2 separate regions of the Homo sapiens genome follow, and region 2 is linked to region 1. The links are chromatin loops, found by intact Hi-C in ENCODE. Cell type or tissue: heart right ventricle. All regions are shown on one strand. Each heading gives the region's core, and the rest is flanking DNA. Links, peaks and the distances in the headings are about the cores only.

The links. A loop is a pair of places that touch in the nucleus more often than their neighbours do. Peaks named below come from ENCODE experiments on the same cell type or tissue, not always from the same donor. Only the 100,000 strongest peaks of a DNase experiment are listed, where the experiment ranks them.
Region 2: it touches region 1 in a loop (12-fold over the local background); 15 of 110 quality-filtered maps call a loop at or near these places.

What each region holds. Positions count from the first base shown.
Region 1 is chr10:23,341,725-23,353,735 of GRCh38, reverse strand. C10orf67 (chromosome 10 open reading frame 67) reads left to right here and starts at 8,939. Exons shown (of 16, transcript NM_001371909.1): 1 at 8,939-9,167. The coding sequence starts at 8,962. It overlaps C10orf67-AS1 (C10orf67 antisense RNA 1), which reads right to left and starts at 9,779. Exons shown (of 2, transcript NR_155752.1): 1 at 9,646-9,779; 2 at 8,575-9,312. RefSeq lists a silencer at 7,522-7,816. In heart right ventricle, for the core only: no CTCF peak of the experiment used is centred there; DNase peaks (open chromatin) are centred at 5,975, 9,145 and 9,184; H3K4me3 peaks cover 1,131 bases; H3K27ac peaks cover 4,091 bases.
Region 2 is chr10:23,393,186-23,405,196 of GRCh38, reverse strand. It overlaps the pseudogene LOC124902591. Among named protein-coding and RNA genes, the nearest start is that of OTUD1, 40 kb to the left of the region's middle. In heart right ventricle, for the core only: no CTCF peak of the experiment used is centred there; DNase peaks (open chromatin) are centred at 2,076 and 5,356; H3K27ac peaks cover 4,652 bases.

The sequences.
Region 1 (12,011 bases), core at 1,393-9,392:
TATTTTGTATGAAACAGTGTCATTTTCCATGCATTAGTTTTGTCTTCTCAATTAATATGCCAGAAAGCAACACCTTACCTCTGTCTTCCCTCCTGCACCTAACTCAAGGCTAAATACTTACTGTGTGATTGGGCCTGCCATTCTAATTTTGCTACCTTTGTTTCTAAAATCCTAATTGTTGAGTTCTCCCATCGATATCTGATGGCCAATTTATTTCATAATGGTAATTTATTTTGTCACATCTGGATCGCTGATTTCTTAGTTAAATTTAAATGAGCCTTACATTTTTAGCCTAGATGTAATATTTCAAATCTAATACTGTCATTACATAATCACTAATACATTCTATTAGGAACGTGATTTTTACATTATGTTTGCAGCGATATAATAAATATTAAGTATCTGTGCTATGTATCCAGCCATATTTTGTTGTGAAATAAAAGGGTACATTTGGTTATAAGAGAGGAAGTAACAATTAGAAACTACTTCCACTATTTTCTTTATTTATATTAATTCTTGTGCTTTAAAGTACTTGTTGGCCGGGTGCAGTAGTTCACGCCTGTAATCCCGGCACATTGGGAGGTCGAGGCAGGTGGATTGCTTGAATCCAGAAGTTCAAGACCAGCCTGGGCAACATAGTGAGACCCAGTCTCAACACAAATTTTAAAAATTATCCAGGCATGGTGGTGCATGCCTGTAGTCCCAGCTACTCAGGAGGTTGAAGTGGAAGGATCGCTTGAGCCCAGGAGGTTGAGGCTGTAGTGAGATGTGATCCTGCCACTGTGCTCCAGCCTGAGCAACAGAGTGAGACCCGGTTTAAAAAAAAATAAAAAAATATTTAAAAGCACTTGTTGCTGCAGTTTTGCAGTGAATTCTAAGAATAGATTTCTCCTGCTGTCCTGTCTCTGGATTTGATTTCTTTCCTGCTTTTGTGCTTGGGTCCTCTTCAACTCTGACTAGACTTTCAATATTGCATTCATCAGAGACTCATTTGTGGGATCCTGAGCAAATTACTCCATTCAACTGAACTTTCTCTGAGCTTAATTTTCACTTATGAAAAAGGGATGATAATATTATTGCACAAAGTTGAGTTAAAAATGCATAAGATAGAAACATTTTCTGAATCTTAAGAACCTATACAGATATCAGATATCATCATCATCATCATCATCATGATTACCATTTATTATCATCATCACTATCTTGGAATTTGCAAAGTTGTTTAAGAAGTATGGCTTGATAGGACACTGGTAGTGTGTCCTATTACTACCTAGTTACTACTAGTGGTCAGCTATGTCATTTTCCTTCTCCTTCCTGAGCACTTGGAAGAATAAACTTTCCAGTTCCCTTTGCTGTTTGGTGGAACGATGGGACTCTGATCAGTGAAGAGTGGAAGGGGTCAAGGCATTTAATTTCCGGTACCTGACTCTTTTTTCTTCCCTTGGTAAAGTGGCCCAAGAGGTCTGTGTTTTGTGTTTTGGATACTGCTGCTGCTACAAGAGAATGAGGCTTCTATCATCTGGGTCCCTGAGTAGTTGCGTGGAGTGGAACTCACTGTCAACTCTGTGGGACTTGTAGTGTGAATGAGAAACTAATTTTTCTTGTGTTGAGTCACTGCAATTTGAGATTGTTTATTATTGCAACATAACATAGCCTATCATGACTAATACACTATTATGGGCCTCAGGATAAAGAAATTCCAGATCTAGGTATGGCCTAACTACCTATATATCCTTGAGCAAGAGGAATAACATATACTATCTTTTTTTTTTCTTCTTTTACCCAAAAAAATATGTGTAGAGACAGTCTCACTATGTTGCCCAGGCTGGTCTTGAACTTCTGACCTCAAGCCATCCTCCTGCCTTGGCCTCCCAAAGTGTTAGGATAACAGGCATGAACCTAATGTGTTGGGATTACTGGCATAGTTTCCCCACGCCTAGCCCTTTAAAAAAAATAGACATGAGGTCTTACTATGTTGCCCTGGCTGGTCTAAACTCCTGGGTTCAAGTGATCCTCCTGCCTCAGTCTCCCCAAGTGCTGGAATTACAGGCATGAGCCATCACACGCAGCAAAGTATACTATCTTGAAGGTCCCTTCAGCTCCAAAAACTTTGGCATTGCAACAATCCAAAGCTGTCCTATGTCAATGACGAAGAAATGTGAACTTTTGTTCAATGGAAAAAGTAACTTCAGCTATATCAAACCACCCCCCAAAGAAGGAATCAAGCTAGAAATAACTAAAAGTTCAGAATTGAAATAACATTTTTAAATTGTTTCATGCACATACCTGCCTTTTTAAGAGAGTATATTAAACCTAGTTACATTAAAAGTAGTCAGTGAGTCATGGTCATTATTATGAACCTTAGTTAAAATAACTAAATAACACTGTAAAAGACAGTGATGTCCTCAGGGCCAGTGACAAACAAAGGTTTATTTGCTTCTTGCAATGGTCTAGACTTCTCGTGTTATTTAAATTTCAGTTTTGGATTTCTATAGTCTTTCAATGCCTTTGTGCATTACATTTTTTTAAATGACAGGATCTTGCTCTGTTGCCCAGGCTAATCATGAACTCCTGGCTGCAAGTAATCCTCCCACCTTGGCCTCCCAAAGTGTTGAAATTACAGGTGTGAACCACAGCGACCAGCCCATTACTTCTCATTGCTGTCAATGGACTGATTGTCTACAATAGCCCAACTCCCCACTTTAACTGTAGAAAGTTAAGAAGGAGGAGGAGGAGAAGGGGGAGGAGGAGGAGGAGAAGAAGAGGAGGAGGAGGAAGAAGAAGAAGAAGAAGAGGAAGAAGAAGAAGAAGAGGAAGAAGAAGAAGAGGAAGAAGAAGAAGAAGAAGAGGAAGAGGAAGAAGAGGAAGGAAGAAGAAGAAGAAGAAGAAGAAGAAGAAGAAGAAGAAGAAGAAGAAGAAGAAGAAGAAGAAGAAGAAGAAGAAGAAAAAAAAAGGAAAGCCAACCTCACATTCTGTGGGAATTGAACATACTGAAAAAGATATAGGGCCTGAATAAGAGGTTAAGAAGACTTCCTAGAAGTAAAGCAAATAAGTTTTAGGCATGAACTCTGTAGACTCTATGGGTGCCCATCTTTTTGCCAAATTTTTACTCTCACAAATATTGCACGAAGATGAATTTCCAAGATGACTAAACTCCGGCTAGACAGTGTGTTAATGTATTTGATTTTCTGCAGCAACCCAGCAGCACAGATTCATAATTAAATTGCTAATGTGTGTTTGAAAGCTTTAGAGATACTTCTTCAGCCATCAACAAAACTAACATTGTCAGAAGAACTGAAATAATTTGCTCCTCATGACAGTTTGGTGAGACAAGAAGGCAAAATAATTAAGTATGGAGGCTCTGGAGCAGAATTGTCTGTGCTCAAAGCCTGCTTTTACCCCTTGCAAACTGTATGAACTTGGGCAAGTAAATCAACCTCCTGTGTCTCCACTTTCTCATTTCTAAATTGGGGGTAATCCTGTTCTTGCAAGGGTGGGCTGCTCTCTGAACTATTTTAGCTCACCCACATTTGTTAAACATCTTTTTTAAAACAAATTTTTTTTTTTTTTCAAAATAGGGTCTTGCTCTGTCACCCAAGCTGGAGTTCAGTGGCTTGATCACAGCTCACTGCAGCCTCAACCTCCTGGGCTCAAAGTGTCCTCCCACCTTAGCCTCCTCAGTACCTAGGACTACAGGTGCACACCATCACACCTGGTAGTTTTTGTGTTTTCTGTGGAGGCTGAAAGGGTTTTGCTGTGTTTCCCAGGCTGGTCTCGAACTCCTGAGCTCAAGCCATCTGCCTGCCTTGGCCTCCCAAGGTGCTGAAATTACAGGCATGAGCCACCACACCCAGCCTCTTGAACATCTTTAAATTCACGAATGCAAGCCCAATTCTAACATTTATTGTGCCAGTCAATAGGCCACTACATTCACCAATAAAAACCCATTTCTGACAGTCAGTAAATTAATTAGCACAGGGCAGCTTGTTCATCAATATTCAATTCACAGCAGAGCTTGGTGTAGTCCTTTTTATAATGCGGGCTTCCTGATTCTAGCAACAGTGAATGGGCCATCTCAGAACCATACATTCCTGATTGGCACGTTGGTTATAGCATAATCTACGTAACAGACGTGTAATACCTTTTAGTGTAGACTGAAGAATGCCCAGGTAGATTAACAGACATGGTAACAATAACAAACTTGGGTTTCACACTACCGTATTCTATGTCTAACATTCCTCTCTAGTTCTCAAAATTGCTAAATTTGAATTTTAGTACTACATTTCTGAGACAGAGTTTGAAGCTGCAGGATGATAAAGGGCGCTTAATATCGCAGATGCAGAAGTGTTAATAAGAGAGCCATGCTGACTGCCTGGTAAAGTGTGACTTGGTGGTACCTTGTGGGGATGCCTTGACTCTGAGTCTAGTCCTCATGTAGACAGCTCTAAACACTGTATTTTATCAGTTTATTCAGGTGAGACTACAGGGGAACATTCACACTAGCCAAAATCACATTTGCTGTCTAGATCAAGACTTTCTTGGCATCTATGTACCCAAGAACATGAATTAGTTATTTGCATGTTGCCCTGTGACACTAGAAAAAGAACAGAGAGAACCAGATGGTCCTACGGGCACTTTATCCAAGTTATTGTGGAAAAACCTCACGAATGTCCTGCTTCTCAAGAGAGTAGATCCTTCTAGGGTCTGATTAAATGGGGCCCCAGGAAGGATCTCTGCCTGATAAATTCTTATTAACTACCTTATTCACTGATTCTAAGATATACAGTTTTTCACTTTTTTTTGACGGGGGAGGGGGGGTTGCCTACAGAGTCTCTGTCGCCCAGGCTGGAGTGCAGTGGTGCAATCTCAGCTCACTGCAACCTCTGCCTCCCAGGTTCAAGTGATTCTCCTGCTTCAGCATCCCAAGTAGCTGGGATAACAGGTGCATGCCACCACACCTGGATAATTTTTGTATTTTTAGTAGAGATGGGGTTTTGCTATGTTGGCCAGGCTGGTCTCAAACTCCTGGCCTCAGGTAATCTGCCCACCTGGGCCTCCCAAAGTGCTGGGATTACAGTGTGAGCCACTGTGCCTGGACAGTTTTTCACATTTCTAACATAAAATTTTGGTGTATCATTTTGGTATATCCTTGAAATTGTAGTGTATCATATAGCCCATGGTGTGTCAAGGTATAATCATAGTTGGCAAGTGTTTTTTTCTAAGTGGCACAGAAAATAAAGACACATCCTAAAGGATGCAATCTTAGACGGCATGAAATATGGTGACTGCCCTTGTATTACTCTCCAGACTTTGACTTGTCCTGAACCGCCTCACCCTAAATTCCAATATGTGGGTGACAGTTTTCCTAGGTTATGTTCTAGGCACTAGGATCCACTCTGGTCATTTGAACAGACTGGAGATCGCCCAAACTTCCCTCAGCAGTAAGTTTACAAATTCTCTCTCAGGTGGGCTCACTTCTGCAGACAGCTAAGCCCTACCATTTATTTATGTATTTATTTATTTATTTGAGATGGACTCTTGCTCTGTCATCTAGGCTACAATATGATGGCACGAACACAGCTCACTCTATCCTTGACTTCCCAAGCTCACGTGATCCCCCTGCTGCACCCTCTTGGGTAGCTGGGACTCTGGGTTCTTGGCTAATTTGAAAAAAAAATTTTTTTTTTTTTTTTGGCAGAGATGGGGTCTCCCTATGTTGCCCAGTCTAGTCTTGAACTCCTGAGCTCAAGCAATCCTCACCTTGGCTTCCCAAAGTGCTGGGATTACAGGCCCAACCCACCCCTGCCATTTTCTTCACGTTCACTACTATTTCTTTCTCTCTTTTTAATTTTTTGTAGAGACAGAGTCTCAATGTTGCCCAAGCTGGCCTCTAGCTTCTGGGCTCCGCCCACCTTGGCCTTCCAAAGTGCTGGGATTACAGGCGTGAGCCACACGCGGGCCTGCTCTCTTTTAAACAGTGATGATCTAAACTTAGCTCCAAATAGAGGAAATCCTTTACTCCAGTGCTCAAGGACATTTGGCGGCAAGGATCCAAATTCCACATCCACAGTTGCGCCTGCCCCAAACCCCCTACTGGGCTTGTCATCTTGGTTTTCAGCTTTAGTCGGCTGACAAATGCTTATTGATAGACTTTCACAGAGTGGATATGCTGTCTCACAGCAGCAAAATTTAAGACATTAAAATGATCTAGTCTCAGGAGTTTTGCCATAAAGGATTTAGTAGCATTATATTGCCCTGGCTAAGAGCCTTACTATGTCCTTCCAAAGACTTTATTTAAGAACTTTGGTTGTGGATGAAGCATGACATAAAACAAGTTTACATAACAGAGCCTCCACCACATAATCATATATTATAGCTGGTGATAAAAGAAAAATAAGCACTTCGCATGTGATGACGCTCTAGAAAGAATTTAAATTACAAACCTAAACTGAAACCTCTTGGCTCTTATTAGACTATAGAACTGATACTACCCAACTGGAATACATAAATTACTATGTTTAGAGTCAGCACTTGACTCTTAATCAAATTCTCATGCTAGTTAATCTGAGATGTTATCACTTTTAATAACTGGTAGGCGATATTTTTATATAAATACATATTCTATTTATACCTGTGGTATGTCAGAGAAGCACTTCAAATTTTAAAATTGTGCCTGAAGTCCTATTAACTGAACAAGTAAAAACAATGTTAACTTATGAAATGTTCAATTTTTTAAAATTGAAATCTTTATTTATTTATTTATTTTGAGACAGGGTCTCACTCTGTCGCCCAGGCTGGAGTGCAGTGGTGCAGTCTCGGCTCACTGCAACCTCTGCCTCCCGGGATCAGGTGATTCTCATGCCTCAGTCTCCCAAGTAGCTGGGATTACAGGCGTGCATTACCATGCACAGGTAATTTTTGTATTTTTAGTAGAGACAGGGTTTCACCATGTTAGCCAGGCTGGTCTTAAACTTCTGACCTCAAGTGATCTGCCTGCCTCCGCCTCCCAAAGTGTTGGGATTACAGGCATGAGCCACCGAATCCAGCCAAAACACTGACATCTTTAAACAATGTTTTCCCTAGTAGTGGTTTAGGAAGAAGGAATAGAGTCCTTCAAAGGCCTAGTTGGTATTTCTCTTGCAGTTGCCTCATGCATGTGCTGCGTGTTTTTCTGCTTTATAGATTACCCCAACTTTGAGAAACATTCATTATCCAGTTTTTACTTGTGAGAAAATAGAGGCTCTGAAATGTTAACTTACTTGCCCAAAATTCTAAATCGAGTAAGTTTCAAAGCCTGTATATATTTAATATTTACTGCAGAGTTCATGAGCTTTCCACTAAAGCCATCAATGAATTTAGCATGTGATAAAAGAGGCCTGGATTTAATATGACAAATGTTTTGACCACATCAACGCCAGTTACTACAGGTGAGAATCTGATCTGAAATAAACAATTTTATAAGCCGGAACACCTGTGAGATAAAATACAGGTAACTGACAAGAAGAGAAGTATTATGTAGTTAACGGTTTCAAAAACAATCATCATCATAGCGTGGTCTCTTAGACACTGAAATCTGAAACTCCTTGATATGCTATAGCAAGGTTTCAAACAAAGATGTTCTGTTCAATGCATGTTTTTGTGGGATGGCGTAACTATGCAGACTATATCAGTCAACAAATGCTGTACAGAGCTGACCAATGACTCATGAAATCTTCTGTGCGATCTCTCTCCTCAGTTTCAAACGATTCATTTATAATTGCACTAGGAAAATAGCCAACAGCTTGTCACATTCTTTACACTGTCTTGGCCCAGCTCTAAACAGATAGGTTTTGAAATTTTAACTTAAAATTTTAATCTTTATTTTAAAACATGTATATACATTGTGGTAAAATATCACTTAGGAAAAAGAAAAGTTATTGTAGATATATAAATTTCTTTCTTTTAAAATACCTTTTGATTATATAATAAAAATTCCCCAAATAAAGTCTGAAGTTAGAGTTTGTAATTAAAAACCTCCAAAGAGTAAAAGTAACTCTTTTTCTCTTCTCTCTTCATCTCCCCCCCAAAAAATAAGCCTTCACAGAAGATGATTTTGGCATTGGTTATGATGTTTTATTGGCATTTGGGGCTTTTAATCTTTGTCTTTAAACATAATAGTAGTGATAATGCTACAGTGCTTTTCTTTTCCTGTTTTGAGCTTCTAAATCCAGCTAAGTTATTTTCACTTACTGTTACAAGACAGAGAAGAGGCCGGGCTCTGTGGCTCACGCCTGTTATCTAGCACTTTGGGAGGCCGAGGGGGGCAGATTGCCTGAGCTCAGGAGTTAGACTAGCCTGCACAACGCGGTGAAACCCCGTCTCTACTAAAAATACAAAAAATTAGCCTGGCTTGGTGCTGTGTGCCTGTAGTCCCAGCTGCTCGGGAGGCTGAAGCAGGAGAATTGCTTGAACCCGGGAGGCGGAGGTTGCAGTGAGCCCAGATCGCGCCACTGCACCCCAGCCTGGGCGACAGAGCGAGACTCCGGCTCCAAAAAATAATAATAATAATAATAAGAGAGAGGAGAAAAAACTTATTTTTCTGTAGATAATATATTGAAATGCAGATGTAGTATAGACAGTTCTAAACCAGACAATGACATTTTAAAAATAAATTTAGCCAGTCGTTTACAGAAAAACAATGACATACTGATATTAGAATAGGTGTCTCCTATTAGTTGACAATGAGTGATACATAATTTAAAACTAAGGATGACAACAGTTTCACTATTAACTCTTATTATTGTAGAAACCTGGTAAAATTGAATTCCACACTAGATGGTATAGTTTAAGACTTAACGCCTCACATTCTGACCTCATTAAATAGAAATCTGTTTAATCTCTGCAAGGAAATATTTTGTCCAGGAACGCCTACGTTTGTGGCAGGTGGAGACAGCTTATTAGGCAGCCTGCTCTCCTCTTATGATGGCCTTGGTCCGGGATCGCAGGGCTCATTATGTCATGAGCATAGTTATTAGATGGGTTCACTGCTTTTCCTCCTCCTTGAGGGGGACCTTTGGCACACGCTGGGAGGCCATGAAAGCCAAGGCCACCGAGCTGCGGGTCTGCTGCGCGCGTAGGAAGCGAGAAGCTCGGGAATTCAAGCCCCCGCAAATGCGCGGGTCCACGAGGTAGGCTGAGCTCCGCGCCTGGGTAGAGGAGGAAGCGAGCAGGGTCCAGGGGCACGGCGGGAGGCTGAAGGGTTATTTACGGGGGTGCAGCTTTCCTCTGGGGTATCGCAGCAGCCTCCAGGCTGTGGGAGTCTTGTGGGGAAGCCTTGAGGCAGGCGGGACAGTGAAAGCGCAGCGGGGTGGCTTGGGAGCCCGCCCCGCCTCCTCCTCCCCCTCTCCACTCCCCTCCTCCCGCGCGTGCTCCCTCCCCATCCTCCTTTCCATCTCTTCCCCCTTCCCCCACTCCTTCCCCCTCTTCCTTCCCTCCACACCTCCTCTACTTCCTTTCCCTCTCCCCTTCCCCCCCATCCCCAACCTTCTCCCTATCCCCCTCCTCCCCATCTCCTTCCCCCTTCCCCTCCCCACCCCGTTCCCCACCCCCCTCCACTCGCGGCCCTCCCCGGCCCCCGCCCACGGATTCCCGCGCTTCGCCGGTTACCTGGGAGTCGCCATGGCAACGGACGCCGGGTTCCCGACTCCGACTCAGGAGAGCGAGCGGCTCCGCGGGAGGCGCACGTCCGGGGCTGCAATGGCGAACTGGGGCGACTCGCCTGAGACAGAGGAGGGCCGGAAGATCATGGAGGGCCTCGAGGCCTCTATTGAACAATTCCAGTTCAACCCCAGGTGACCAGCGGGAGAGGCAGTCCCCGCCGGCCCGCCCCGGAGCCCTCGCGCCCCGGCCCTCGCTCAACGCCTTTCCAGGCCCCTTGCTCCAGCCGCTGGGCTTCAGTTTTTTGTTTGTTTTTCGAGGGGATCACTGTCCGAAAAGAGCTGCAGTTTTCACTTCTTCAAGTGTATAGCTGGACACTAAGAGCACGGACTCTGGAGCCAGACTGCCCGGATTCCAGAATCTTGGCGACCCTCTCACAGGGGCCGTGAGTTAGGCGACTGACTGCTCTGTGCCTCAGTTTTCTCAGCGGGAAATAATCGTTCATGAATGATGAAGAGTAGTGCCTGCTTCATAGATCATAGTGAATATTAAATGAGCTAATCTAGGACACAGTACCCGTCTTAGTCCCCTCGGGCTGCTGTAACAAAACAACATAGGCTGGGTGGCTTATAAGCAACAGGAATTTGTTTCTCCCAGTTCTGGAGGCTGGGAAGCCCACTGGCAGATTCCAGGTCTGATGAGGGTCCCTTCTGCACAGACAGTACCTCCTGGCTGTGTCTCCACATGGTGCAACGGGCAAGGGAGTTTTCCCCCACGTCCCCCACACCCGCTCCCACCCTGCTTTTAGAAGGGCACTAATCCCATTTATAGGGCTCCACTTTCATGACCTAGTCACCTCCAAAGTCCACACCTGCTAATATCGTCATCTTGGGGGTTAGGATTTCAACATGAATTTTCAGGAGACACACTCAGACCATAGCAGAATCATAGAAGTGTTTGCCGATGTCATTATTTGCTATTCCTTGATCCTTGTTTAAAACCCGTCCCTTTCATAATCCTTTGCCCCCTGTGTTCTAGCTTTGTTGTTTATTTGGATAATGTAGAGCTGATGTTTCTGGGAAAATGCAAATTTCTTTCTAAAAACCTTTTCAAATCAGTAGGTAGCCAGAATTAGCTTAGCTGCTATGGGAGAACTTACCGTTGTATAAGGCAGGGGCCTCATGGTGCCAGGTGGGCTGGCTTAGGGGCAAGCCCCTCACACAGACACAGCTCCAGGGTGAGAAGAAGGGACCACAGGTGTCCTAGCCCAGCAGTGGGACTGACCCAGTGAGGCAATGCTCCTGGGCTGGGCTTCCCCAGCTTCACTGTATTCAATGGGTACGTTTGTTAAAATGGGTCAGGGTGCACGGGACCTGGTCTAGTGGTGGTTGTGAATAGCATTTATTAGAGGCAGCACGTGATAAACACCAGAGGCACACAGCGTCTACCCTGTTCTAGTGTTTGCTGATAGGAATGGTGTCCTGCCCTGGACTCCTTGGCATTCCATGGTGGGGTAGCTCCCAAAAAAAAATGCACTTGCCAGGCTCAAGAGCAGACCGATGGTGCCGGGTGCTCTTTGGCTGAACAAAAGAACCACTGATGCCCATATTCCTTCCTCTTCACCCAAAGTACTAGGGCGACTGAGCTGGTGCCTGGGTGTGAATGAGAGAGGCTCAGGTGCTGAACGTGGTCCACAAAGCAGACGAAAGCCCGGCCTTTGTGGAGTTTGCATCCTAGTCAGGAATTGATGATGAACTAGATAAACAAGTAAACTATGTAATAAGTTAGATAGTGGTTAGTGATAAGGAAGAAACCGAACATGGGGAGGGAGAAGAGGAAAGTGAGTAAGTGTGTGAGAGTGTGTGTGTGTGTGTGTGTGTGGCAAGTGGGGAGGGAGCTGTGATTTAATTTTTGTTTTGTTTTGTTTTGTTTTTTAGAGTCAGGGTCTCACTCTGTCACCCAGGCTGGAGTGTAGTGGCACAATCATGGCTCAGTGCAGCCTTGAACTCCTGGAGTCAAGCGATCCCTCCACCTCAGCCTCCTGAGTAGCTGAGACGACAAGCACACCCCAGCCTGCCTGGCTAATTTATTTTTAATACAGGGTCTTGCTGTGTTGCCCAGGCTGGTCTCAAACTCCTGGGCTCAAGCAGTCCTCCAGCCTCGGCCTCCCAAAGTACTGGGATTACAGGCATGAGCCACCATACCCGGCCTGGACTGCAGATTTTAGAAATGGTGATCAGGGAAGGCTTCACTGAGAAAATGACACTGGGGTGAAGACTTGCAGGCTTGAGGGGGGAGCCCTAAGGATCTATCAGGCTAGCAAGTGTTCCAGGCAGAGAGAACACTGGGTAGAAAGATGGTGCCTGGATGTCCTA
Region 2 (12,011 bases), core at 1,355-9,354, 51 kb before region 1:
AAAATAATAATAATTAGCCCAGGCTGGTGGCATGTACCTGTGGTCCCAGCTACTCAGGAGGCTGAGGTGGGGGGGTTGCTTGAGCCTGGGAGATGGAGGCTGCAGTGAGCTATGATTGCACCACTGCATTCCAGTGTGGGCAATAGAGCAAGACCCTGTCACAAAAAATAAATAAACAAATAAATAAATAAAACGAAAAGTAACAACAACAACAAAAAAACCCACAAATAAAATAAATGAAATAAAGTCCTTCTCTCTCAGCCAAGCTGTGACATTCCCTTCTGTACCCCGACAAGATAATACTTGCATGTTTAGTGACCGAGCATTTGCTCTACATAAGTAGTCAATAAGTAGTTTTGAGGATCATCTATTTATAGCTAACAGTGACACAGGCCCCAGATGCTCCCAATAAACAGAAGCAAATGCCAGTCCTGTGACTATAGATGATGGCAGTTATGATATTGGCAGCAGTTGGAAATGATGGTTTTGAAAACAGTGAAAAAATCATGAAGTATGTTCTATTTTTTTCATCGCCTCACCCTACCTGAATTCACTGCCTGCAGCTTTCTATTGTAATTCGAAACAACTATATTAGGCATGTGTTTGTGTGCTGTAGATGCTGTCTTGAATACCATGGCAACTGCGTGCTCTTAGTCAAACATTTTGTCTAGATTATACATTTAGAATTTTTTAAATGATATTTAGAAACAATGGGTATATTTCTGTAATAGCTTTAGACATGGAATTCTTGCTCAGAGACACGTAAAGTTAAGCTTAAGTGAAAGAAGGGTGGGAGATCAGGAACTGACAATGCTGAGGAGGAAAAGCTTAGTTTCCAATAATGGAAGGCTTTCAACCATTATCTTTTTTCTTGTAATCTTAACACTTTGAGAGATTGAGGTGGGAAGATCACTTGAGCCCAGGAGTTCAAGACCAGTCTGAGCAACATAGTGAGACTTCTGCCTCTACAAAAGATAAAAATAAAAAATAAATTAGCCAAGTGTGATAGTACAAGCCTGAAGTTCCAGCTACTAAGGAGGGTGAGGTGGGAGGATCCCTTGAGCTTTGGAGGTCAAGGCTGCAGTGAGCGGAGATTGCACCACAGCACTCTAGCCTGGGTAACAGAATGAAACTCTGTCTCAAAATATATATATGTATATATTTTATAGGAATGGGGTCTTGCTGTGTTGCCCAGGCTAGTCTCAAACTCCTGAGCTCAAGTGATCCTCCCATCTCAGCCTCCCAAGTAGCTGGGAGTGCAGTTGTGCACTACTGCACCCAGTTCACAATCATCCTCTTGTTGGCAGGTACACTTCCAATGTACACAAGTACAGACGGCAATGGAAAAACAACTGGCCTGTTAGCCAGGAAGCCTGTGAGTCCGGAAGTCCTGCTCAGGCTTCCTGGCTCTGCTACTAAGTGTGTGATCAAGAGTTTTGTGCCTTAGTTTCCCTATCTGGATGATCAGAAAGTTGGTCTAGAGATCTCCAAGGTCCATGCAGCTTTATGCTTGTGAGATGAGGCTTTCTCTTTCTGAGGCCATGCACACTTGAGAGCCCTTCCCTTGTATTTCCTTATACATAGAGCAGGAGTTCAAGCTTAGAATTATAACAAACTTTAGTTTAGACTCTGACTCTTCCCACTTATTTGCTATGTGTCCTTGGGGAAAGTTCTTTATTTGTGAAATGGTTCTTATAATAGTAACCAACCTCATAGGGTTGTTGGGAGGACTGACATGAGTTTAATATTAGTATCTAGCTCATATGTTATGTGGATTATGTGAGACAATACGCACAAAATTTGTTTAGTACTGTGCTTGGCTCATCAAAAGCAATCAATAAATGTCAACAAATATAAATAACAACCTTAAAGGACATTTTTCCCTTTTGAGCACCTCTGATGTAACACACAGCCAGCCAGCCTTATGGAATTAAAACAGACAAACAATTTTTTAAAAATCTCCTTATGGTAAAGTAATCTTTAATTTAATTTAATTTTTTTTTTTTTTTTTTTGACACAGGATCTCACTATGTTACCCAGGCTGATCTCCAACTCCTGGCCTCAAGCCATCCTCTCGAATCAGCCTCCCAAAGTGCTGGGATTACCGGCATGAGCCACTGGGCCTGACCAAGAAATCTTGGGATACAAAGTGTCCCAAGTAAAATAGTAATGCAGCTGCACATTTCTTGAATAATCATGACACAATTTAACATCTGTTCCCTGGGACTAACTGGTTCATGCCACTAACCCTCACCACACTGGGATTTTTCAGGCCTGGATTTCAGGTTAAGAGGGCTTTCTGTGTAACTATCTAAAAAATACTGTGCCCAGGTCTAAGCCTTTGAAGAGAATTGCCTCTGGTCAGTGAAAGTTTACCTGCCTGCTCCTCCAGCTTTTCACTCTGTATCTTAATCTTATTATTTAGTTTATCTAAAAGGAGCTGTCTCTTAGTATTGCTTTCCTATCCTAAGTGACCTACACACACGGGTGCAGTTATATTTGCATGTTTTGGCCTCAGCTGTTTACTGCCTATTAATCAGCTATCATAGCGGTAGCTACTAAACCCATATTAACATCAGAGTTACTTCTGATCCCTCTGAATTTAGTTTAAGAAGATGATTTGGGCCGGCCGCAGTGGCCCAAGCCTGTAATCCCAGCACTTTAGGAGGCCGAGGTGGGCAGATCACGAGGTCAGGAGTTCGAGACCAGCCTGACTAACATGGTGAAACCCCATCTCTACTAAAAATACAAAAATTAGCTGGGCCTGGTGGCGTGCACCTGTAATCCCAGCTACTCAAGAGGCTGAGGCAGGAGAATCACTTGAACCCAGGAGGCGGAGGTTGCAGTGAGCCAAGATTGCACCACTGTACTCCAGCCTGGGTGACAGAGGGAGACTCTGTCTCAAAAAAAAAAAAAAAAAAAAAAAAGAAGAAGAAGATGAAGAAGATAGTAGGGCACAGTGGCTCACACCTGTAATCCTGCACTTTGGGAGACCAAGTTGGGAGGATCACTTGAGGCCAAGAATTTGAGACCAGTCTGGGCAACATAATGAGACCCTCGTCTCAAAACAATAAAAAATGACAAGTAAAAATTAAAATAATTAAAAAAATTAGCTTGGTAATTCCAGCTATTAGGGATGGTGAGGCAGGAGGATCGCTTGAGGCCAGGAACTCTTGGCTGCAGTGAGCTATGATTTCACCACTGCACTCCAGCCTGGGCAACCTGTGAGTGAGACTCTATCTCAATTAAAAAAGAAAAAAAAAGACAATTAGAAATGTGCCATGTACATGTATATCCAGACACAAAATTATAAGTAATCATTAAAAATTCAAACATTTTAAACTGGGCATAGTGGTACATACCTATAGTTCCAGCTACTTGGGGGGCTGAGGCAGGAGGATGCTTGAGCCCAGAAGTTCAAGGACGAAGCCTGTGAATAACCATGGCACTCCAGCCTGGGCAACATAGCAAGACCCTGCCTCTGATTTAAGTAAGAAATAAGTATCCTAAGTGATAGTCCTTCATAACCCCATCCACAGATAATAACCCTATTAATGTCTTCTAAATTTTCTCTATACATGTTCTATACATTTGTCTTCATTGAAATGGAATAATAATTAAAATCATTTGAATAATTTGTCATTGGTTTCTTTTGTAATTTTATTTTATTTTATTATTTTTTATTTTTTAGAATCTAGGTCTTTTTCTGTCACTCAGGTTGGAGTGAGTGGTGCCATCACAGCTCACTGCAGCCTCAATCTCCTCGGCTCTAGTGATCCTCCCACTTCAGCCTTTTATGTTTTTGTAGAGACGAGGTCTCACTCTGATGTCCAGGCTGGCCTCGAATTCCTGAACTCAAGTGATCCTCCTTTTTTGGCTTCCTGAAGTGCTGGGATTAGAGGCTTTGTAATTTTAAATTAAATGTGTAACAGTAAAAAATCGTGTGATTCATATTTTGATAATTATATTTCCAACTGGCATATAGACATTCTAAGAGTCCTCCAGAGCTGGGACTGCAGCTGTTTTGATCATCAGTATGTCCCCAGAACCCAGCACTCCACCTACTACACAGCAGGTACTCATTAAATATATGTCAGCTGAATGTTGAGTGTATGAATGACTAAATAACAAAAATGCTACAGACTTCTCAGTGTATTTCTGGGATCGTTCTTCTTATTATTATCATTATTTTCAATGACTTCACTTCCAATGATATGAAATAATTCTTAAGTAAAGTTGCTTGATCAAATTCATGAACATTTTACATTTTTATAGATAGCTTCAAATTGATCTGCAGAGTTTATACTAATTTGTACTCCATCAACAATGAATTAGAGAGCCTATTTTCCCACACTTTCCAAAAAATGTGGAATTTTACAACAAAATACATATGACTAAAGAGAGGATTATTTTAAAAGTTGATTTATTACATCTCTGTAATTGTGAGGAGGAGAGAAATGTTATTTTTGTTTTTGGGGGGAAAGTTGGGAAAGATAAAACAGAGTCCCCTTTAAATGAGAGATTTAGGTCTATTGAACTTTGCAAAATTTTCAAAAATAATTTGATCTTGGATGTAGCTGAAATATGGATTGTCATATGTGTATGATATATAGTTGCAATTGCTCAATTTTTTCCTCAAAAAACTTAAATTACATAGTAAATGTTTAAAACTCTTTGTGGAAGTATAACACAATACAGAAAAGGGCATATATTATAAGTCTTTGGTCCAGTAAATTTTCACAAACTGAATATATTTATGGAGCTAGCACCCAGATCAAGAAACTGAATATTCTTAGTACCCCAGAAGCCCACTGAATAAGTTCTCATTTATACAGGTGTCTGTCTCGATTATGTCCGAAAATTGATTGTATGTAGAGCAGTAATAATAGTAATATACATTTTCTATTAATATATTTAAGTCACATTTGTATATAGTTACATATGTATTGTGTAGGGATTCTTATTGAAGTTTTTCTGTGGAATTCCTCTCATCGTTATACAACATGTTTTAAAGACAGGTCAATAGAAATACATAGAAGATCCCTCACGTCATGCATAGCTAAAATTAAAATCACTGATTACCCTGCACATTCTTAGAGGTTTCCAGATAACGCTGAACACCAACCATGCAAGTCATAGAAACAGCTGAGGACTCTGTGTAACACTCAGTGACGAGGGTGATTCAGACCCATGGCTATTATTAGAGCAAGCAAGTGTTAGATGTGTAAACAGACTATTAAATAATGCCCTTGGAAGAGGGTAAGAAAGTGAATCTGAGTATCTGGCCCTTAATCTCTCCAAACTGTACCAGTCCGAATCCAAATGTCACGTCAGTCCCTATTCCCGCTGCTCTTGGCCTTGGACTCTGCATGTCTGCTGCCAGGACAGAGTCGAGCTCCATGTGGCTGTGTCTATGAGTGACCTGGACTCACCTCTCTTTGTCAAGTGCTCCTCCAGGAAGAAAGGGAGAGATGGGTGTGACGGTCAAGAAACAGTCCAGAGACTCCAGTAGGCACATTTCTCAGATCTTTTGTCACATTTTACTGTGACTTCAACTGAAATTGTTGTCTTATTGGGCTTTTTAAAAAGTGCCAGAGATCCTTTAGTAGTTCATAAGCGTGATGACTGGGTATTCATGCATATGTGTGAGATGTGCCACCCTGGCAGGTGTGGTGGCTCCCACCTGTAATCCCTGCACTGTGGAAAGCTGAGGCAGGAGGATGGCTTAAGCCCAGGAGTTTGAGCCCAGCCTCCGCAACAAAGTGAGAACTTGTCTCTACAAAGAATATAAAAATTAGCCAGACATGATGGTGTGCACCTGTGGTCCCAGCTATATAGGAGGCAGAAGTGGGAGGATCCCTTGACCCAGGAGGTGGAGGCTGCAGTGAGCCATGATCTCACCACTGTACTCCAGCCTGGACAATAGAGCTAGACTCTGTCAAAAAAAAAAAAAGAAAAAAAGAAACCTGCCACCCTTGAACCTCATTATGACATCAGCACATTACCTGTCTGACATGAAGAAAAGAAAAAAAAAGTGCCAGAAACAACACAATAATTGTATGATTTTGTGTGGGTGATAATTACATTTTACATTTGAAGGCCCAAGTCTGAAAGGTGAGCACCAGCCATATAAATGGAATCAAAGCAGAAGTTAACACAACTCTCTCCAGTGAAAATAAAATCAGTTGCACAATGAGACAAACTGGTATAATATGAAATACATTTGGGCTTTGTCCCCAGTTCCTGACATGGAGCTCCTAAATCCCTTGTAATTGCCCAAGTGATAATGGTGATAGGAGCATCTTCTGTTATAATATTTGGTTATTATACAAAGTTGTTGAACACCTCAGAATTTCCTGAGTGATAGGAAATTCACCACTGCTGGGTTTTTTTGTTTTTTGTTTGTTTGTTTGTTTGTTTTGAGACAGGGTCTTGCTCTGCCACCCAGGCAGCAGTTTGACACAAACTGCTCACTGCAGCCTCGAACTCCCAGGCTTAAGTGATCCTCCCACCTCAACCTCTTGGGTAGCTGGCACTACAGGTGCACATCACCACACATGGCTAATTTTTTTTTTTTTTTTTAAGAGACAAGGTCTCACCACGTTGCCCAGGCTGGTCTTGAACTCCTGGGCTCAAGTGATCCTCTCACCTCGGCCTCCCATAATACTGGGGTTACAGGCGTGAGCCACTTGGCCTGGCCCCACAAGCACTTTTTATCACACCTGAGTTTATGATAATGAGGTGACTTATGGCGGGGTCCCTAGATAACTTCAAGATGGGGCCAACCAGTTGCTAGAAAGAACAAGTGATTAGAGGACTAAAGTATCAGAACATTCAGCCGCACCCACCAACCTTCAAGTATCAGAACATTCAGCCCCTCCCACCAACCTTAAAGTATCAGAACATTCAGCCCCTCCCATCCACCTCCAGGGAAAGGGTCGTCAGAGGCACTGGAGATTAAACTCTGTAAAAACTCTGGGACAATGGAAGCTCTGCTCTCCCTCCTCCAAAACTCACCCTCTGCATCTCTTCATCTGTATGCTTGCTAATATCCTTTATAATAAACTGGTAAACCTAGGTATTTCTCTGAGTTCTGGGAGCTGTCCTAGCAAATTAGTTGAACCCAAGTGGGGACTGTTGGAGCTCTGGTTTGTGGCTAGTAAGTCAGAATGGGTGGCCTGGACTTGAGATTGGGATCTAAAGTCTTTGTGGACTGAGACCTCAGGTAGATAGTGTCAGAATTGAATTGAATTACAGGACAGCCAGTTGGCTGGTGTGTAGGGAAAAACCCACACCTGGTCACAGAAGTGTGTTCTGCGTTCTATCTTTCATTGAGCATGTGAGTAGAAAGGAAAAAAATATTTGTTCTTCCCTTAATGCAGAAAAATTTTTAAAACTAATTCTAAATGTACCAAATAATTACAAATATCACTTTTTTTTTCTTTTGAGACAGAGTCTCATTCTATCTCCCAAGCTGGAGTGCAGTGGTGTGATAACAGCTTACTGCAACCTGAACTCTCAGGCTCATGCAATCTTCCCACCTCAGCCTGCCCTGAGGAGCTGGGACCACAGGCAGGTGCCACCACACCAGGCTAATAAAATTTCACTTTCATTTGGCAACATTCGGAACCTCAGTAAATTAGAGAAATCGTTGAAAATAGAATGAAGTTCAATGTAAGTTTGAGGCACAGCACTTGGAGAAAATCATCAACTTGCTGGGTGATATTTTTGTGTATTTTTCTCATTTTATCCTTATAATGGTACAATGATTTAGTTACTGCTATTACTGCCGTCTTATAACTGAGGATGCTGAGATAAGTGACTACCCCTCATGACCCACCTGGTCGGGGATGAAGGGAGGAGAGCACCCTGGTCTCTTTGACTCCAAAGTTTGTTCTCCTAAATAGTATGTTCTATGAAATGACCACATATTCCTTCAGCTCAATGATTCTACAATCTTTAGCCTAAAATGTGAATATGGAAATAGGTCAAAGCCAGAAGTGGCTTTAAATGCCACTTTCATGGATTCCTGCTGTATACCAGGCATGGTACCAAATGTGCCTCAAGGATGTCATCTTTTTTTTCTTTTTCTTTTTCTTTTTTTTTTGCAGACAGCATCTTGCTATGTTGTAGGTTGCCTGGGCTGGTCTTGAACTCCTGGTCTCAAGGGGATCCTTCCACCTCAATTCCCAAAGCATTGGGATTATAGGTGTGAGCTGCCACGCCCAACCAAGGATGTTCTCACTTAATCCTGTTACAACCAGTTTTCTGATGAGTCTTAGAGAGGTGAAGAAGCTTGCCCGAGATCAAGCAGGTAAGAGGCATGGAGGTGGGGTTTGGCAGCAGGTCTGTCAGTCAGACTAGAGACTACAGTGCTTCCTCAAGGGGACTTCTAAACAGATGAAACATATCAGAAAAGTAACACTCTAGCTTCTGTCTTTGTTTTAAGGATAATCCTTAGGCATCTTGGAGGCACATGGTTCTGTTTGGTCAATTACATGACTGCCCCTGTTATTTGTGGGCCCAAGGCACAAGTATGGGTGGAGGCCCACATACCAAATGACTAAATGTATAAATACAAACCAAGCTAACATGCTGCTAAATAGATTATGTTCGATCTTTCTACCTAGATAAACATATCTTTAGGATGTGTGGAAGGCCAGGTTTCATTTTCTAATTCTCCGACTCCTTAGCATGACAAGCCAGGGGGTGACGACATGAGGCACTCCTCTTCCTCTGCAATGATGGATCGTGTGCTGCGCCCCCAGCCCTCCAGCCTGCAGGAGCTCTGGGCTGTACATCACCCTCCAGGGTCTCGGATGCGTGCCTGGCTGCACCATCTACTCTTAAGAAGAGGGCCCCCAGGAAGGAGCTGGAGCAAGGCCTGTAAATCAACCTGAGGCCATTTGGCAGGGAAGTCAGGGGTGCTGCGTACTTTGAAGCTTGATCTAGACAGGGGCTGTGTGACTGTTGGGTAGGCATGGCACCTGGGCTGCATCTCCCCATCCAGAGGCTACAGTGGAGGAAATTCAGCGCAAGGCCCCGCTATGCTCAGGGCTGCTCCTGCTGGGCCTATAGGCCCAAAGTACTGCTTGTGGTGCAGAGCCAAATTCAAAGAAGCATCCTTGGCCGGGTGCAGTGGCTCATGCCTATAATCCCAAGCACTTTGGGAAGTCAAGGTGGGTGGATCACCTAAGGTCAGGGGTTTGAGACCAGCCTGGTCAACATGGTGAAATCCCATCTCTATAAAAATACAACAAAAATTAGCCAGATGTGGTGGTGGACAACTGTAATCCCAGCTACTCAGGAGGCTGAGGCACAAGAATCGCTTGAACGCAGGAGGTGGAGGTTGCAGTGAGCCGAGATCGCACCACTGCACTCCAGCCTGGGTGGCAGAGTGAGACTCTGTCTCAAAAACAAACAAACAAACAAAAAACAGAAAAAAACCCCAAACAAAAAAACAAAGCGGCATCCTTGAAACAACCAATATTAGTTTGTTTTTTGCTTTTTGTTATGTTTTTGTTTGTCTGTTTTTGAGACAGGGTCTTGCTGTTACCCAGGCTGGAGTGCAGTGACACTATCACAGCTCACTGCAACCTAGACCTCCTGAGCTCAAGCAATCTTCCCATTTCAGCTTCCAGAGTAACTGAGACCACAGGTGTGTACCACCACACCTAGCTAATTTTATTTTATTTTATTGTAGAGACGGAGTCTCCCTATGTTTCCCAGGCTGGTCTCAAATGCTTGACCTCAAGCGATCTTCACGCCTCAGCTTCCCAAAGTGCTGGGATTACACATGTGAGCCCCCATGGCGGCCGCCAATATTAGTTTTTAAAACTATTTCCTGTCTTTTAACTTTGCCTAGGTTCTAAAACATTCAAAGTTATCCATTTCTGGCTGGGTGTGGTGACTCATGCCTGTAATCCCAGCACTTTGAGAGGCTGAGGTGGGAGGATCACTTGAGGCCAGGAGCTCCAGACCAGCCTGGGCAACGTAGTGAGACCCCATCCCTACACAAAAATTTTAAAAATTAACTGAGTGTTGTGGCTTGCACTTGTAGTCCCAGCTACTCAGGATGCTAAGGCAGAAGAGCTACTTTAACTCAGGAGTTCAAGACAGCAGTGAGCTTGATCACGCCACTGTACTCAACGTGGGCAACAGAATTAAAGCCTATCTCTAAAAATAAAATAAAATAAAATAAAAATTTAAAAAAGTTATCCAGTAAATATATCCCAGAAATAATTCTTCAGTCCTCCTCTTTTCACAATTTTCTACCATCTCACTGGCTCCAAAGGCCCTCTGACCACACATACCCCCTAATCAAGAAAGAGAGTCTCTCTCTGTAATACCCAGGTCAATTTCTCTGGCCTCCCTACTTCCCTTCCTCCTTCCTTCCCTTTCTTTCTTTCTTTTTTTTTTTCTCACTTCCTTTTTTTCTCCAGCTTTTAATTATGTGAACCCTTTTAGCTCTCCTTAAGAAAAATTCCTTGTTCCTCTTCCAGCCTAGGTTTCATGTATTCTTAGATTTTTGCATCACAGATATTTTTAACCAAGGAAAAGAGGAGCACTTAGGGATGAGGGTGGGCAGGGGTGTTAAGAGAAGGTGAGTGGGCAATGAGTAGATTCCCTGGGTTGGGAGACTGGGTGCATAGAGAGTTGATATGGTGAGAAAGACCAGGTGCCTTGGCTGGAACCTAAAACAAACAAACAAACAAAAAAACCTGTGAAAATGAGAGTCAGGTAGGCACCAAATAAATTGAATATATTTTACCTTTTATTTGTTTGTTTGTTTGTTTGTTTGAGACAGGGTCTCGATTTCACGCAGGCTGGAGTATGGTAACACGAGCCTGGCTCACTGAAGCCTCAACCTCCTGGGCTCAAGCAATCCTCCCACCTCAGCCCACCAAATAGCTGGAATTACAGTTGTGTGCCACCATGCCCAGCCAAATTTGGGGGATTTTTTTTGGTAGATACATGGTCTCGCTGTATTGCCCAGGCTGGTCTGGAACTCCTGTGCTTAACCCATCCACCCATCTCAGCTTCCCAAAATACTGAGATTACAGGCATGAGATACCATACCTGGCCATATTTTGCCTTTTCTTTTAGAAATGTGTACACTAAAAGACTAATTTATGACATTAAAATTCAGGGAAATCACTAAAAATATATATGATGACTTTCAGGAAATTTTTTTTTTAATGCTTAATTTGATTTCTTGACTACTGTGTGTTTTTCTATCTTTGTTTTACTTTAAAAACAACAACAATAGAGCTGGGCATGGTGGCTTGAGCCTGTAAACCCAGCTACTTGGAGGCTGAGACAGGAGGATTCTTTGAGCCCAGGAGATGGAGGCTGCAGTGAGCAATGATCACACCACTGCACTCCAGTCTGGGCAATAGAGTGAGGTCCAGTCTATAAAATAAAAATAAAATAACAACAATAAAAAATCATTTGTGAAAACCAGATATACTCCCAAAACATCAGGATATACAGTTTGGGCAACCCAGTATACGTATTACGAGCTATGCAACATTGGGAAGAGAGTATTCACAGAAACTGCAGTCCACATCATTGAGTTCAAATGAGTTATCGATGATGGTTTTTCCTTTGAATCTAGAATATTTTTCTAAATGTAAGAAATACCTGCCAGATTGATTGTATTGTACTTAGCTTATATGAATGTTAACATTTTATTTTATTTTTTATTTTTAGAGAAAGGGTCTCACTGTTGCCCAGGCTAGAGTACAGGGACATGATCATAGCTCACTGCAGGCTCCAGCTTCCAGGCTCAGGCAATCCTCCTACCTCGGCCTCCCGAGTAGGTAAGACCACAGGCATGCATCACCATGCCCAACTATTTTTTTAAATTTTTTTTGTAGAGATAAGGGTCTCCCTATGTTTTTCAGGCTGGCCTCAAACTCTTGGGCTCAAGCAGTCATCCTGCCTCAGCCTCCCAAAGTGTTGGGATTACAGGCCTGAGCCACCACTTCTGGCAGAATGTTAACATTTTA